Linked DNA regions of Homo sapiens: region 2 is linked to region 1. The links are chromatin loops, found by intact Hi-C in ENCODE. Cell type or tissue: transverse colon. All regions are shown on one strand. Region 1 overlaps ZFYVE28 (zinc finger FYVE-type containing 28). Region 2 overlaps ZFYVE28 (zinc finger FYVE-type containing 28).

The links. Peaks named below come from ENCODE experiments on the same cell type or tissue, not always from the same donor. Only the 100,000 strongest peaks of a DNase experiment are listed, where the experiment ranks them.
Region 2: a loop joins it to region 1, with 2.5 times the contacts of the local background. A loop is called at or near these places in 7 of 110 quality-filtered maps.

Annotation. Positions count from the first base shown.
Region 1 is chr4:2,331,863-2,336,862 of GRCh38, reverse strand. It overlaps ZFYVE28 (zinc finger FYVE-type containing 28), which reads left to right. Exons shown (of 13, transcript NM_020972.3): 6 at 1,069-1,158. Among named protein-coding and RNA genes, the nearest start is that of MXD4, 72 kb to the right of the region's middle. RefSeq lists enhancers at 1,944-2,741, 3,160-3,219, 2,742-3,539, 3,470-3,549, 3,540-4,337 and 1 more. In transverse colon, a CTCF peak has its summit at 3,071; a DNase peak (open chromatin) is centred at 3,242; H3K27ac peaks cover 992 bases.
Region 2 is chr4:2,274,797-2,279,796 of GRCh38, reverse strand. The region is part of intron 8 of ZFYVE28 (zinc finger FYVE-type containing 28); the gene reads left to right. Among named protein-coding and RNA genes, the nearest start is that of MXD4, 15 kb to the right of the region's middle. In transverse colon, no CTCF peak of the experiment used is centred here; no DNase peak of the experiment used is centred here.

The sequences.
Region 1 (5,000 bases):
TCACCTTCTCACTCCTCACCTCCTCACTCCTCACCTCCTCAATCCACACCTCCTCACCTCCTCATCTCCTCACTCCTCACCTCCTCACCTCCTCACTCCTCACCTCATCATTCCTCACCTCCTTACTCCTCACCTCCTTACTCCTTAGCTCCTTATTTCTCACATTCTCACTCCTCACCTCCTCAATCCTCACATCCTCACTCCTCAATCCTCACTCCCCACCTCCCCAGTCCAGGAATGAGTTTTTGCTGAGTTTTAAGTCTGTTGAACAAGTGTTTCTTTTTTAGGGAGTGGGGGGGGCAGGGGGAAGCCATCAATATTCTTATCAGGCTTTGTACAGTAATTTGGAGTCTGGTTTTCTCAATGGACTTTGGGGTTAAGATGTAACCTTGATGTTTCTCTTGTTCAAGTGGTACTATGGTGTTTGGAAGATTTGAAATTGACTATTATCACATTGTATGTTTGTTATTTTTAAAAAGCAAATTTTTACTCTTTGTGCTTTGAGAGATATTTCAAATTATCAGAAAATAAGATGACGGGAAATTCCTTTTATTTTGAAAAGTCACGATGCCAGCAGGCCTGCTCACGAGGTGCAGGAAAAGCCCTCCACAAGCCCCGGGGAGGAGAAAGGAAGCTGGTTTCTCAGGGAAGTGTTGAATTGTTTGGGGCAGTATTTTTGTTCCGTGTTCATTCTTGACACCGGAGTTGTTTCGGTCTCCTGGCTGAGCAGAGCCGTCCTCTGGGTTGCCTTACTGTCTTTGCTGGGCATCATAGCTGTCCTCACACATCCTCCCTGCCCCTGCCTCCTGGGGCAGAGGTGGGGACTGGCAGATGGGAAGGTCAAGCTGGAGCCACCTGCCAGGGCATTTAGGGAAGTGTGTGGCCTTTTCCTGCAGTCCCAGCCCCTTGCACATATGAGGACTGGGGGTGGCATGTGTCACCTCTTGACGTGGCCACCACGCGTGGCTGCAGGTACAGATTGAGCGCACTGCCTGTCCCTGCTGGGGTCCAACCTGTGGCTGTGGTGGGCCAGCCCTCATGCTGCTCACTGTCCGTCTCCCCGGACAGGGCCCTGGACTTCGGGTACCTGACTCAGGACATGATTGATGACTACGAGCCGGCCCTCATGTTCAGCATCCCCAGGCTGGCCATCGTGTGGTGAGTGCCTCCTGTGCCCAGGACCTCTGCAGAAACCTGCGGGACGGGCAGGGCTGATGGTGCCAGGTCCCGTGCGGGTGCCGGTCCATGGCGTCTCCACCTCACGGTGGCCGCTCAGCTGTCCCGATCAGTGACAGGCAGGCCTGCTGTCAGCCCTCAGCAGACCAGGGGACCACGTGTCCTGAGTGCCCCCTGTTCACCTTGCTGGTGAGGGAGGCTCTGTCACCCTAGATAGGGCAAGGTGGCCTAACACCTGCCACCTGCCACTGGACAGGTGAGATCCACAGGTGAGCTCATTAGTCACAGGAGACCATGAGGGTCACACAGGGGTCATGCTCGGAACAGAGTGGCCACGCAGGGGCTGTGGGAGGCAGACTTGGTGGTAACAAGAGGACGAGCTGCCCCCCGGGTCCCTCAGGAGGCTGTGATTGGCTTGTTTGAATAATTTGGGGGCTGGCAGGGAGGTGAAGCACATTGGGTTGAAGGGCAGGTGGGGGCAGTTGGTCTGGCTGATGGAATACCTGTGTGGAACCTTTCCTGCCAGCGGGGCCGTCTGGGAGAGCAGGGAACTCAAGGCAGCCTGTAGGGTCCTGTGGGGCTCAAGGACGTGAACACAGCACATGGAAGCTCAGGCCTGAAATCCACCGAGGCAGGATGCGCGGGGTCACCTGCTTAGCGTCTCTGAGCTGTCTGGGGCCAAGGTTAGAGCCCAGGGGTCAGGCTGCTCATCCACACCCTGACTCCAGACGGGGATTCCCCATGCCCCTGCCAGGCGGATGGTCACGGGGGCGGAGGAGTGAGTGGACCACAGAGAGCTTAGTGGAGCTTGCAGCTGGGGGGGAGGCGGAAGTGGGGAGGGGGAAGAGGGGAGGGGGAAGAGGGGAGGGGGAAGAGGGGAGGGGGAAGAGGGGAGGGGGAAGAGGGGAGGCGGAAGTGGGGAGGGGGAAGGGGAGGGGGAAGGGGGAGGGTCCAGTGGGCAGCGGCCAGCAGGTGTGGGACTGGGCAGAGTAGGGGATGGGGAGCCCTTGAGAGAGATGCCCGTGGAGATGTGGATGTCAGTGAAGTGGTCGGGGAGTGGGGGGTGGGCACAGAGGCCACGACTGGTCCAGGCTCAGGCTGGAGAGACCTCACTGAGGCCATGCTGAGGAGCCCCAGGGGACCCCGGGGCACAGGCACACGTGGCAGTGCACTGGGGTTGAGCATGGATACCCCTCCCGTGGGAAATGGGGGTGCAGAGGTGGGAGCACGCGGGGCGGTGGCAGTGCAGTGGGCTAGGGCCAGCGGCGGGGCCTGCAGGGGACAGAAGTGCTTAACCCCAGGATGCGCCGAACACCCCTTGTTGGAGTGGGGAGCAATGGGGGCTGCTGCCGGGGCCAGTCTGGACACCCCTGGGCCAGGCCGCTCACTCCCCTAGGTCCTGGTGCCACCTCCTCCGGGAGGGCTCCAGCGTGGTCTCTATCTGCTGGGCCCTGGCTCCCCAGAGTCCCCTCCAATAGCTCAGGGCCTGGCCTGTTTCCTGCGCCGTCCTTCCCGTGTCCTCGCAGAGGTTGCGTCTTTCACAAAGTTAGCAAACCAGAGAGAGTGAGCCTCACATCGCGCCAGAGGGAGGCTCGGAAATCCTCCTGCCGTTAGACTCAGGGAACTTCCTTTCACCTGAAGACCTCAGGGCTGGAGGGCAGGGTGTCCCCAGTGGCCAGCGACAAGGTGGCTTGGAGGGAAGTGTCCTGGCGGGGAGAGGCCACCCCAGAGCACAGAGCGCCCCTTCCCATGGGCCACAGGATTTGGTGACATTGTTTTTCTTTTCTAGACAAGTGTCTCTCTGTGGCCAAACTCACTTGAAGAAAATGACAGGCAGTTTTGGTCCTTATTCTTCTCTTTGTTTAAAAAACAGAACAGCAAAGATCCTGCGAGCCGGCCTTGTTTCCACCAGGGCGCAGGGCGCTGTGAGCCTTTGCCTCAGGTACAGGTGTCTCCTTGTCCCAAGGGCACTCACAGCAAATGAACAGCTCTGCTGTCCTTGTAAAAAGTTCTCCGCGAGTGCTTTGAGGTGTGGCACCAAGCCACCCGCCCACTCATGCCCGTGTCAATGAGCCGGTGAGCCCTGGCTGGACTTCCTCTTAAAGGTCGGGCCTGGAGTGTGCAGGTGACCCCAGGTGACCCTCCCCGCAGGCCGCACCCCAGGCATACTGTGTTTCGGGACTTTCACACTGAGTCTGCTGCCCGTGTTTGCCCGAGTACAGGCGACCGCAGAACAGCAGCCACTTCCCCCAACCAGTATCATCTGTGTCCTGCTTGCCGACCTCAGTCCACCTGCTGGTGGCCAAACCTCTGCTCCTCCTTCTGTCCTAGGCTTTCATCCTGGGAGGCAAGGGGAGGCGGGGGCTGGGGGATCAGGGTAGGGGAGGCCAGAGGAGGGAGGTGGGGGGGCAGCTTGGGGAGGGAGGTGGGGGAGTGTGGGGGGTCAGGGAAGGGCAGCAGGGGGGGTCAGGGAAGGGCAGCAGGGGAGGCCAGTGCTGCGGGGGAGGCCAAGGGAGGGAGGTTGGGGAGGGAGGCTGGAGCTTCTGTTGGCAGAGGCTTTGTCCCGCGGGTCCCCTCCTGGAGGCACTGGCGTGGGGTCCCCTCGGGCTCAGGACAGTGGGAGAGCCTGGAAAGGGAGTGAGGGACCCCCAGGAGGTGAAGGGGGCTTGGATTGAAGGAGGGAGGAAGGGCGAGAGGGCATAAGAGCCCAAAGCCAGAGTCCAGGGAGCAGGCCTGTCCAGGGGGGTGGCCAGCTGTGAGCCCCCACAGAGGCAGGCATCTAGCCACAGAGCCAGGCTGTGGATACGAGGAACCGTGGGGTGCACCAGGCTGCCACTGCAACCCTCTGTGCAGCGAGCCTCGAGCAGGGCGGGTGAGTGCTGAGCGGGTGAGTGCTGAGTGGGCAGCTGTTCCTAAGGCCGCCCCTCTGGGATGCTCACTGGGGCCCTGCAGCCCTGCACCACCAGCGGATCCCGTCTTGTTCCTCGTCATCCACAGCGACCGCTTTGAGCCGGACAGGCAGAGGCCACAGCTGCCCGTGGTGGGGCCCAGAACCTGCTCCTTCCTGTGTTCATTCAGTGAGCAAGTATTGAGTGCCTACTGCATACCTCGCCCTGTGCTTGTACCAGGGAGATGGACAGATGGGCTGACCCACAGTGCTGTGGAATGTTCTGGATGCTGGAAGGGGGACTCAGTGCAGGGACCCCATGGGGTGGACAGGAGCTGAAGGCGTGAGGGAGAGGCTCCCCAGGGCAGCCGGCCCAGAGGTGGGAGCTGTGCAGGTGGCAGGCAGGGGCACGTTGGTGCAGGTGGTGTATGCTCAGGGGCAAGTCCAGGGCTCGAGCAAGGACCAGGGGGCCGCAGGAACTTCTGCAGAAATGAAGACCCCTCTAGCCTGCATTCCTGGGCCCACACCCTCGCAGGATCCTGCCTCTGTGAAGTGGGCATCCTGGGACCCCCCAGGTGACCCCCAGGGAACACTGAGAGCAGAGGGGAGGCAGGGGTGCTGAGCGGGGCAGGAGCTGAGGGTGGAGCTCCTCTGTGGCTCCTGCCCGTGACTGTGCTGCTGCCCGAGAGCCCCAGTCCCTTCTCCAGCACACAGTGTCAGAACAGTGATGCCACATTTACCAAGCATGAGCTGCGGGCCAGGCTCCCGTCCCCTTCTGAGGGGCTCCCAGTGGCGAAGGCACCGCTGGGGGTCAACAGCTGGAGGCGGCAGAACCAAGCCCACCCGAGGGTCAGAGCCTGCTATTCACCTGTGACACAAGAAAGCAGAAAACTCTAGTTCTGTGGCTGGCAGAGGAGGCCTGCCTGGGGCAGAGGCA
Region 2 (5,000 bases), 57 kb after region 1:
GATTTTTTTTTTTTTTTTTGAAGGAGTCTCACTCTGTTGTCAGGCTGGAGTGCAGTGGCATGATCTCGGCTCACTGCAAGCTCCGCCTCCCGGGTTCACGCCATTCTTCTGCCTCAGCCTCCTGAGTAGCTGGGACTACAGGCGCCCGCCACCATGCCTGGCTAATTTTTTTTGTATTTTTAGTAGAGACAGGGTTTCATCGTGTTAGCCAGGATGGTCTCGATCTCCTGACCTCGTGATCCGCCCACCTTGGCCTCCCAAAGTGCTGGGATTACAGGTGTGAGCCACTGCACCCGGCCAGTTTGTGATCTTTTGTGACTGGCTTCTTTCACTCAGCACGATGGGTGTGTTTTTGTTTTTGTTTTTTTAGACGGAGTCTCGCTCTGTCTTCAGGCTAGAGTGCAATGGCACGATCTTGGCTCACTGCAACCTCTGCCTCCTGGGTTCAAGCAATTCTCCTGCTCAGCTTCCCGGGTAGCTGGGATTACAGGCATGCGCCACCACACCCAGCTAATTTTTGTATTTTCAGTAGAGACGGGGTTTCACCAAGTTGGCCAGGCTGGTCTCGAGCTCCTGATGTCAAGTGATCCTCTCGCCTCGGCCTCCCACAGGGCTGGGATGACAATATGATGTGTTCAGTGTTCATCCACACAGTAGCATGTATAAGTGCTGCGTTCCTTTCTGTGGCTGAAAACTTATTCCATTATATAGATAGACATTTTGTCTATCCATTCAACTGTTTTCCAAAGTGTCTGTGCCATTTTATTTTTCCATAAGGAAGAGAGGAGGATTCCAGTTCCTTCACATCCTCACCTTCCTCACCACAACTTCATATTTTCTGGGTTTTTTTTTTTTGAGGGGGGGGGGAACATTCTAATCGTCCTAATAGATAAAATGGTATTTAATTGTAATTTTTTTGGCATTTCCTGACTGACAGTGATGTTGGGCATCTGTTCATGTGTTTATTAGCCATTTGTATATCTTCTTTGGAAAAATGTCTATTCAAATCCGTTTTCCATTTGTTCAGTAGTGTTTTTTTTTTTGGTCTTTTTGTTGTTGGATTGTAAAAATTCTTTCTATATTGCAGATACTATGTCCTTATCAGACACATGATTTGCAAAAATTATTCTGTGGGTTTTCTCTTCACTTTCTTGGTGGTGTCCTATGAAGCAGAAAGTCTTCAGTTTGATGAAGTCCAGTTATCTGTTTTCTCTTTTGTTGCCCATGCTTTAGGTGTCATGTCTAGGAAACTGTGGCCTAGCCTAACGCCACAAAGATTTACTCCAATGTTTTCTTTTAAGAATTTTAAGCCTGGGCGCCGTGGCTCACGCCTGTAATCCCAGCACTTTGGGAGGCTGAGGTGGGTGGATCACTTGAGTCCAGGAGTTCAAGACCAGCCTGGGCAACGTGGTGAAACCCCATCTCCGCTAAAAATGCAAAAATTAGCCGGGCAGTGTGGTGCACGCCTGTGGTCCCAGCTACTCAGGAGGCTGAGATGGGAGGCTCACTTGAGCCCAGGGAAGTCAAAGCTGCGGTAAGCCATGTGAGACACCATCTCAAAAAAAAAAAAAAAAAAAGAGAGAATCTTTGAGTTGTAGCTCTGACATCTAGATATATGATTCATTTCGAGTGAATTTTTGTATGTGGTATAAGGTCAGAGTTCAGCTTCATCCTTTTGCATGTGTGTCTCCGGTTTTCCGGCAGCATTTGTTGAAAAGACTATTCTTTCCTGGTTGGTCTTGGCACCCTTGCTGAGAATCCACTGCCCATAAGCATATGGGTTTCTTTGCGGACTCTCGGTCTCATTGGTCTGTATGTCGGTCCTATGCTGCTGCTGCACAGTCTTGATTCCTGCTCTTTCATGCCACATTGCAAATCACAAGTGTGAGTCCTCCAACTTGTTTTTTTTCTTTTGGCTATTCTGGGTCCCTCGAGTCACTCCCACATTAATTTTAGGATCATATTGTCCATTTTTGCAAGAAAAAAAGGCAGTTGGCACTTTCGTATGGATTGCATTGAATCTGTAGATCGATTTGGGGAGTCATGCCGTCTCAACAATATTGTCTTCCGACCTGTGAACACGAGATGTCTTCCCATTTATGTAGGTCTTCTAATATTTTTCAACAATGTTTTGTTGTTTTCAGTGTATGATTCTTGTACTTCTTTTGTTAAATTTATTCTAAGTATTTTAATCTTTTTTATGCTATTGTAAAGGGCTAAGGATTGTTTTCTTCATTTCACTTTCAGTTTATTGCTACCATATCTAAACACAAATGATCTTTTTTTTAATTTTTATTTTATTTATTTATATTTTTTTGAGATGGTGTCTCACTCTGTCACCCAGGCTGGAGTGCAGTGGCACGATCTCAGCTCAGTGCAACCTCCGCCTCCCGGGTTCAAGCAATTCTCCTGCCTCAGCCTCCCGAGTAGCTGGGACTACAGGCACACGCCGCCACGCCCGGCTAATTTTTTGTATTTTATTAGAGACGGGGTTTCACCGTGTTGCCCAGGCTGGTCTCGAACTCCTGAACTCAGGCAGTCCGCCTGCCTCGGCCTCCCAAAGTGCTAGGATTACAGGCATGAGCCACCACGCCCGGCGTGATCTTTAAAAAAAAGCCTTTATTGATATGTAACATACATACCACAAAATTCACCTTTCTAAATCACACAGTTCAGTGGTTTTGGGCAATAATACCCCTGAGCCTTCTGTGTCGGGCGCCACGCCAATCCGGCCTTCTGCCATGTACTTGCCGCCTCCGTTCCCTTGCCTCTGCTCTCTCCCTGCCCCAATTCTTTTTTTTTTATATTTTTAATTTTTGTAAAATATATGTAGCATAAAGTTTACTATTTAGCCCTTCCTAAGCGTACAATTTCGTGGCATTGAACACACTCAGTGCCGTGCAACTGTCACCAACATCATCTCCGCAACGTCCTCATCTTCCCAAACTGAAACTGTTTCCCCATCACTCACTCCCCCCGACTCCCCGCCCTCTGCCCACCCTGGCGCCCACCGTTCTACCTTCCATCTGTATGAACGTGACGGCTCTCAGGACCTCGTGTCGGAGACTCAAGCAGGACGCATCCTTTGGTAGCTGGGTTGTTTCACTCAGCATGATCTTGCCAACATTCATCCGTGGCTGTAGCCTAGATCCGAATTTCCTTCCTTTTTAAGGCTGAATAATATTCTGTTGTATGGGTGGACCACATTTGGTTTATCCACGCCTCTGCCAACAGACACCTGAGTTGCTGCCGTCTCTTGGCCGCTATGAACGTGGGCGTGCAAGTATCTGTCCGAGTCCCAAATTTCAGTTCCTTTGGGTAAGGCTCTGATGAGGCTGGGGGTACCGAGTGGAAGCTGACATCCTGGACAGTGAAGGCCCCTCCCTTATTCAGCTCCCAGGGCAGAGGGCAGCAAGGCCCACACCCCCAAGCTGAAGGTAGGGGCTTCATCTGTGGAACCCTGACCACCTGGGAGGGGAGAGCCACGGAGCATTGTTGGGGTCCCAGCAGAGGATCCCGTCCCATGGGCCCAGGCCCCCTAAGCCTCCTACCGTGCTCCCACGTTCCGGCAAATATTCAGCTATGTTAGCACATTGCCATGAGGGAGGGGGCCCCGTGCAGCTCCAGGGACGCTTCCAGCCTCCTCCCCCGCTCTGCCGCAGCCCGCTGCCCTGAATTCTCACGTGCGCCACGCCTCTGTGCTTCTGCAGGGTTTACGTCACGAGGCTGTGTCCCTAAATTAGATACCAGGCAGTTGTGCATGTTTCCCACGGTCTGTGAAAAGACTCACGCCACGTGGGATTCGTGCGCGTTGGCGGGGCTGTGGCTGGCTCGCCTCCGCCTCCGTGGCCTCTGCTGGTGGGCGATTAGATCACGGTGGGTCTTCCATTCCATTGCTGGCGGACTTGGGATCCTGCCCAGCGTTTCACTGGAATCCCCAGCACCGCGTCTAAGACCCTGCATCTCTGCAGACAGACGCAGATGCGCGTTTCCAGTGTATGCCGGCAACAGAGGCCACCGGGCTCCAGAGTGTAGACAGCCCTGGCTTTACTGAAACGGTGCGAACATTTTTTCCGAAGTGGTTGCACCAGCTGACGCTCCCACCAGCAAGGTGAAGGCTCCTGTGGTTGCACCCACACTGTTCTTATTTTTGCACAGGTCGACGAGGATCCCCGAACATTTGGGGCAAGGCTCGGCATGAGACACGGCCAAATAAATGAGCCAAGCCCTCCAAAAGAGGCCGTGCAGGATGCCAGTGGCAACTGAAAAAAATTATCACGAATATTTCTAGGTAGAGAAAAGATTTTGCATCCATGAAACGACAGTAACAGCAGTAAATTTAAAACTTGATAGCAGAAATTTAAACGTCAAGAGTAAAATTAGAAGAACGAGTTGGGGGAAATTTCCCAGAAAATGGGACAAAAAGATAGGAGATAAATTAGTTTAAAATGAGAGGGCCAGTGGGTGCACCCCTAGAGTTGGGCGAGGTGAACCTCCGGAGTTAGTACAGGCCCAGCTGTGAACGATTTATAGGGTCACCGTGGAACCCCTGAGTAGCAAATCTGATGAAAGCTGAGGACGCAGCTGCTGGGAAGATGGAGACCCCATGCACGGAGGGTCCCTCAGCCTCCAAGGGCATCCACGGACAGAGCCTGAGGTCTGGAAGTCAGAACCGATGCCCAGGGAGGCCAGCGAGGCCTGTGGGGTCTTGTGCAGAGGCCCCTGGAGGTCCCGGGCCCTGTTCTGACTCCAGGCAGGGAAGTGTAGGTGGGGGCGGGGGGATCCTGTATTCGTTTCTTGAGGCTGCTGTCCCCGCAAACTGGCCTAAGCCCTGGAAACTGTCTCGCAGTCGGAGGCCCGAAGTGCAAACTCTGGCAGAACCTCACTCCGTCTGCAGGCTCCAGGGCAGGCTCCTCTCGCCTCTCCCAGCTTCTGGGGACTCCAGGTGTTCCTTGGGTTGGGGCCGCGTCTCCGGTCTCAGCCTCCGTGGTCACATGGGC